Linked DNA regions of Mus musculus: region 1 is linked to region 2. The links are chromatin loops, found by intact Hi-C in ENCODE. Cell type or tissue: gastrocnemius. All regions are shown on one strand. Each heading gives the region's core, and the rest is flanking DNA. Links, peaks and the distances in the headings are about the cores only. Region 1 has its middle 4.4 kb from the start of Snx18. Region 2 overlaps Cspg4b (chondroitin sulfate proteoglycan 4B).

What was found. A loop is a pair of places that touch in the nucleus more often than their neighbours do. Peaks named below come from ENCODE experiments on the same cell type or tissue, not always from the same donor. Only the 100,000 strongest peaks of a DNase experiment are listed, where the experiment ranks them.
Region 1: a loop joins it to region 2, with 5 times the contacts of the local background. A loop is called at or near these places in 26 of 42 quality-filtered maps.

The regions. Positions count from the first base shown.
Region 1 is chr13:113,621,536-113,624,447 of GRCm38, reverse strand. No RefSeq gene overlaps it. Among named protein-coding and RNA genes, the nearest start is that of Snx18, 4.4 kb to the right of the region's middle. In gastrocnemius, for the core only: no CTCF peak of the experiment used is centred there; no DNase peak of the experiment used is centred there; H3K27ac peaks cover 659 bases.
Region 2 is chr13:113,315,874-113,318,785 of GRCm38, reverse strand. Cspg4b (chondroitin sulfate proteoglycan 4B) reads right to left here. Exons shown (of 10, transcript NM_001378698.1): 2 at 1,539-1,702; 3 at 1-1,121. Among named protein-coding and RNA genes, the nearest start is that of Cspg4b, 24 kb to the right of the region's middle. In gastrocnemius, for the core only: no CTCF peak of the experiment used is centred there; no DNase peak of the experiment used is centred there.

The DNA of each region.
Region 1 (2,912 bases), core at 318-2,817, 310 kb before region 2:
TATTTTGACTTCTTCTTTTCCAATTTTTATCCCCTTGATCTCTTTTTGTGTCGAATTGCTCTGGCTCGGACTTCAAGTAAAATGTTGACTAGGTAGGGAGAAAATGGGCAGCCTTGTCTAGTCCCTGATTTTAGTGGGATTGCTTCCAGCTTCTCACCATTTACCCTGATGTTGGCTACTGGTTTGCTGTAGATTGCTTTTATCATGTTTAGGTATGGGCCTTGAATTCCTGATCTTTCCAAGATTTTTATCATGAATGGGTGTTGGATCTTGTCGAATGCTTTCTCCGCGTCTAAGGAGATGATCATGTGGGTTTTGTCTTTGAGTTTGTTTATATAATGGATTATGTTGATGGATTTCCGTATATTAAACCATCCCTGCATCCCTGGAATAAAACCTACTTGGTCAAGATGGATGATTGTTTTAATGTGTTCTTGTATTTAAGGTAGGAGATTTTAAAAGTCTTTTTTTTTTTTTTAGTTTTATTTTATGTGTATAGGTATTTTCCCTACAAAATGCCTGGGCATCACTTGTATGCCTGGTGTCCAGAGAAGCCAGAGCATATCAGATTGCGTAGAATTGAAGTTACAGACAGTTGTGGGCTGCCATGGGAGTGCTGGGAATCAGCCAGGTCCTCTAGAAGGGTAGCCAGTGCTATTAACCCTAAGGCATCTCTCCAGCCCCTGTGGTTAATTCTTATTTTTGTTATTGTTGTTTGAGACAGGGTCTCTTTATGTGACCCTAGTTGTCCTGGAACTCACTATGTAGACCAGCCCTGCCTGGAATTCACAGAAATCTGAGTGCTTCTGCCTCCTGAGTGCTAGAGTTAAAGGCGGGTACTATCATACCTGACTCTGGTGTAGTTTTTTTGTTTTGTTTTGTTTTAATTTCTATTTTTGAGGAGTAAGGGTTGGAAAACTTTGTTCATTTATTTATCTGTTTGATGAGTATTTAATCTAGAATGCATGGCATCGTGGCAAAGAAAGATGATTTTTAAAAAATCTGGGGGCTGGTGAGATGGCTCAGTGGGTAAGAGCACCCGACTGCTCTTCCGAAGGTCCAGAGTTCAAATCCCAGCAACCACATGGTGACTCACAACCATCTGTAATGATATCTGACTCCCTCTTCTGGAGTGTCTGAAGACAGCTACAGTGTACTTAGATATAATAATAAATAAATCTAAAAAAAAAAATCTTTCCGGTAAAGTTCAAATTCCAAGTGTCACCAAGTAGACACAGGGACAGTCAGTGAACGGCCTTCCTTTTGCCTTCTAGTAGAGGTCTGACCCAGTTTCCAGTAGGTGGCCAGCCGTTTTAATAATACCAGTAATTTTGAGGAACCAGCAAAGTACAGACCCATGACTCAGGGAATGGAAGTTCTCAAGACAGCTGAGTAGCTTCGAGGCCACTCACCAGCCACGCGCCTTAGCCAAACACCCGGTCTGTGGTCTACAACAGTGTCAGCTCTGTGCTTGGAAGAGCCGCTTGAAAACAGCAGGGGCTAACACAATGCAGGTGAAAGTGCTTATAGAATCTCTTGGGTAGTGCTTGACATATTATATGCATGGTTTCAGGTAATTATATAAATACAGCGTTATTTAAAAAAAAAGACCCTTTCAGATAATTCCGAGACATTTCCAGAGATCTCAGAAACGCTGCAGTCCTGTTCGGGATGGAGGAGTCAGCGTTTAGTCTGTTGACTTGACGGGATCCTGTTGCCCTTTGAAACATTTAGTTTCAGCCAGAAGCAGCAGGGCCCAAACCAGTAGACCCAGACACAGTGAGAGTCACTTCTCACAGCTGACATCACTGGGGAGGAAATAAGTGGCTATTTTCACATTCCTTCATTAAACAAATATTTGCTGGTTGCCTACTCTTGTTCTGTTCATTGCTATGACCTTGGTGTCCAGAATAATACCACTGCTCCGAAGCGGAATGGATTCTAATAGGAGGAGGTGATTAATATAGAGAGATGTGTTGTGTTAGGTAGTAAGTGCTACAAGGAAAAGCATGACTGGGCTATGGATGCTGGGATGGAGGGAGGGAGGGAGGGAGGGAGATAGATAATTAAGGCCAGCTGTCTCAACAAACAAACCCTGCTATTTCAGTGGCTTAGCCCTGCAGAAGCTTTCTCAAAGTCGGACTGGGAGTGGAGGCTCAGAGACTTGCCCCCACCCCCCAAGCCTTCCATCTCACTTCTGAGTCTTTGAAAGAAGCAGGGGGAGTCTGATGAGGGGAATGTGCTGCACTCGGACCTCTAGGGTAGGTCGGGGTCCAAGCAAAAGAACAGCAAAGGCAAAATCAGGGGGCTGTCCCAGGAGGAGTAAAGAAACCAGCCCGCCCTCTCTCTTGTGGAAGAGGCAGCCAAGAGCCATGCACCTTAGCTTAGGCCTCCCTAGCCATGGGAGAAAGTAAGAAAATACAGGTGTTAGAACCACCTAGTGTCCCTTAAAGAATTTCAAATATGAAAACTCAGCGAAATAGAAACAGTTGATAGTGGCGACAGTGACTACATGAACTAAGTTATGAGTATGTTCTATATTCTAGAGAAGTAATTCTCAACCTATGGGTCATCCGATACACTGTATGTCAGATATCTACAATTCAAACAGGAGCAAAATTACGGTTATGAGGTAGCAATGACATAATTTTATGGTTGGGGGAGGCATCACAGCATGGGGAGCTGGGATCAAAGGTCACAGCATCAGGGAGGTTGCGAGGAAGGCCGCTGCTCTAGAGAAAAACTTCCCTATCCTTTCTCACTCATGATATTTAGAACAGATTGTACGAACTTAGGTACATAGCTATGTGCCATCATTATGAAAATTAATTATTTATTAGTAATAAATCAACAATTTTAAACAATCCTTTTATATGCTTATGATTTTACCATTTATTAAAGATAAAATTGCA
Region 2 (2,912 bases), core at 308-2,807:
AAGTCCACATCTACTTCTATATGCCTTTGTCCCAGTAAGGCCCGTCCACCTTCTTGGACTTCTAACTTATTCAAAACCAAAAAGCTGCCACTTTGAATTTTCAGAGGAGAACTGGGAATGGTCGTGGGAGAGGATGGCTCTGGTGGAAACAGGTCTTCCCCTGCCACAGAAGGATCTGTACCACGGAGACCCTCACTTGTGCACCCAGCCGAAATGTCTCTGGAGACAAGAGCATCCCGTAATGCTCTCTTTTCCAAATTGGCTTCTAAGGCTCGCAGGCATCCTTTCAGAGACATACCTCGAACAGATTTCCCAGGCATAGACACAACTTCTAAGCCGCGCACAGTTTCCCACATCCGGTCATCCAGGCCACCCATGAACAGGGGGCCTTCGGATACAAACGCTTGGCTTTGCAGAGGCAGCCCCGCCCTTTCCCTGTGTTCATCCACCATGATGTCCACGTGCCTCCCGGTGACTTTAAGCTGAACAACGTGCCACTTGTTGTCACTAACCAAGCTGAATGAAGAGAGTTGAGTTTTTGTTCCGCCCCTTCCTACGTGAGCCTTCAGTAGACCCTCATGGATTTCCAAGGCAACAAAATCTCTTCCTCTGCCGGACTGAAATAAAAGCAAAGCCTGCAGGGTTCCAGTTTGCACAGCAAATCTCAGGAACCCTTCCCCGTGTACCTTCCATTCTGGAAAGGTAACATAGGACCTAGAGCTGAAAAAGCTAATAGCTTCATCCTTCCCAGCAAAAAACTCATCGTTACACCCCAGCGACACCTCAGACACCTTCTTAAAGCCAGGGTATGACCTAAGGGACGTAAGGATCTCCCTCTGGTTAAACGCCACATCCTCCATGCATCCCCGGAAGTTGGGGATCTTCCTGTCCAGGTAAGGGACACTGAGCCCCCCACGGCCTCCTATATAGATTCCATGGTGAAAGGTGAAGTTACGCAGCCCACCCGCCAGCCGGACGGTTGTCTCAAAGTGCTTGTCAATGACCAAGAGAACAGCATCCTTGCCATAGCGCAGCTCCAACGAATGCCAAGCCAAATCGTCCACACGAAGTCTTTGCTCAGAAAGGAGGATTTCTTGCCCCGTACCCATGTTTATTTTCACCTGAAAGAGACCAGAGCCATAATTAATGACACCCATCAAGATGTTCATCCCTGTGCTCTTGGGGAAGGGGTTGCTATGGACTGACCCCTACTAAAACTCATAGTTGAGGCTTCAATCCCCAACCCAGCAGGTCGAGAGGTGCTGAGGCCCCAAAGAAGCCATTAGGTTGTTTAGAGGGGTTAATGCAATGACCTTCCAGAGAGTGGGTTCCCTTACAGAATGGACTGGAACATAAGAGGGGGTTGTTAGAAAGCAGGTAATATTTAAGACATGCTAGAAAAACCAGAGACAATCCCACCCTACGTACGTGTCATCTTATTCTACAAATTATTCCAGTTTGTTCTCTTTCTGTTGCTTGGTGTTCTCTAGGAACCGAATGCTTACATATTTTAAAGATTTTTTTTTTCAAAAGCATACCTGTAATATTCCTGACAGAAGTTCTATCAGGCAATAGTCGGTTTTCCCGGCTGCAAGGAAGAGTAAGCCTTGTGGCTTGCTGGTTTGAAATCTTAACTGAAGCGACAGCTCAGGGAAAACCTCGGTGGTGCTGAGCCCCACGTAGCTTTCCCCATAAAAAGATGCTACGGGGAAGAAAAGCACAAGTCAGGACATGTACTACGCAATGCCTATGCATTATATCCTTCCTCTTCATAGACTGACCCTGCTGAAGAAAGCTGCCTCCCCAAAGGCCACTCCTGCTCCCTAGGGTGCTCCACAGACCCAGCATTCCATACAAAAGCTTAGCTTTCTCTTACCCACCCCGGGACAGCTCTGAGAGGTCTCTTCTTCGTTAGAACCCTCTAAAGGAGCTGCCAAGGTTCTCCCTGGTGCAGAAGCAGCTCAAATCCCTCATCCCCACAAGTCTGGCACCTTGCTGTCTGCGGGGGCTGGTTCGGGGCTCCCTCTAATAAACCTCTTGCGTGTTAAGTTTCAACTGTGGCTTAGCTTCCCAGGGAACCTAACTGGTAGTAAAAGTGGCCTTAGATAGTGACCCTGGGAGGGAGTTGACTCTGAACCACCCTCAACTGAGATGATAATGGATGAATGTCGCTGTCGACAGGTGGGGCCCAGGAAACCTGGCAGAGACACCAAAGTCCCTCTGGCTATGAACTGAGGTGGCATAGTAGTGACAGAGTGCATACTCGTCCAGCTGTGAAACACTAAGCTATAAAAAGCAGAGAGCCAGTGTAACCACGAGAACAATGAGACTGGGTACTGACCAGCTTGAGGTGTTACAAAAAGATGCACTGGGAGAGGCCAGTGTCCTTCTCATTGCTCACAGCAGAAGGACGGAGGAAGCTAAGGTTCATACCAAAACCATTGGAGTAGCCAACCTCAAAAAGTCCCAACTAAACGAGCTCACTCTGAGGAAGCAAAGGCTCTGGTCGGCTAAGTCAGAGCACTGCTGTGTGAAAGTGGAAATCCACATTGGTGCAGTGGAGCAGCTTGACGCCTAGAACCCCCCGGAGCCCTCTGAGCCCACAGGTACAGGTTATTCTCTTATTAAGGCCAGCACCTCAGAGTTTGCAGAAGCCATTCTTCACAAGATATCATGGGACCTCTAAAGACAGACCCTATTGTTCCTGCCAGCAACTAGGCCAAAAGCAAGGGGAAAGTTACAACCCAGCCTGCCCAGGTTGGCTGGATATGAGATAGATAAGGCACATATGAAGAGGGTGTCCATATGATCACCTTGGATGCTTCCCCCAACTCCTCCCGCTCTCCAGGATTTCCCTGTGTGGCCCTGGCTGTCCTGGAACTAGTTCTGTAGACCAGGCTGGCCAGAGATCC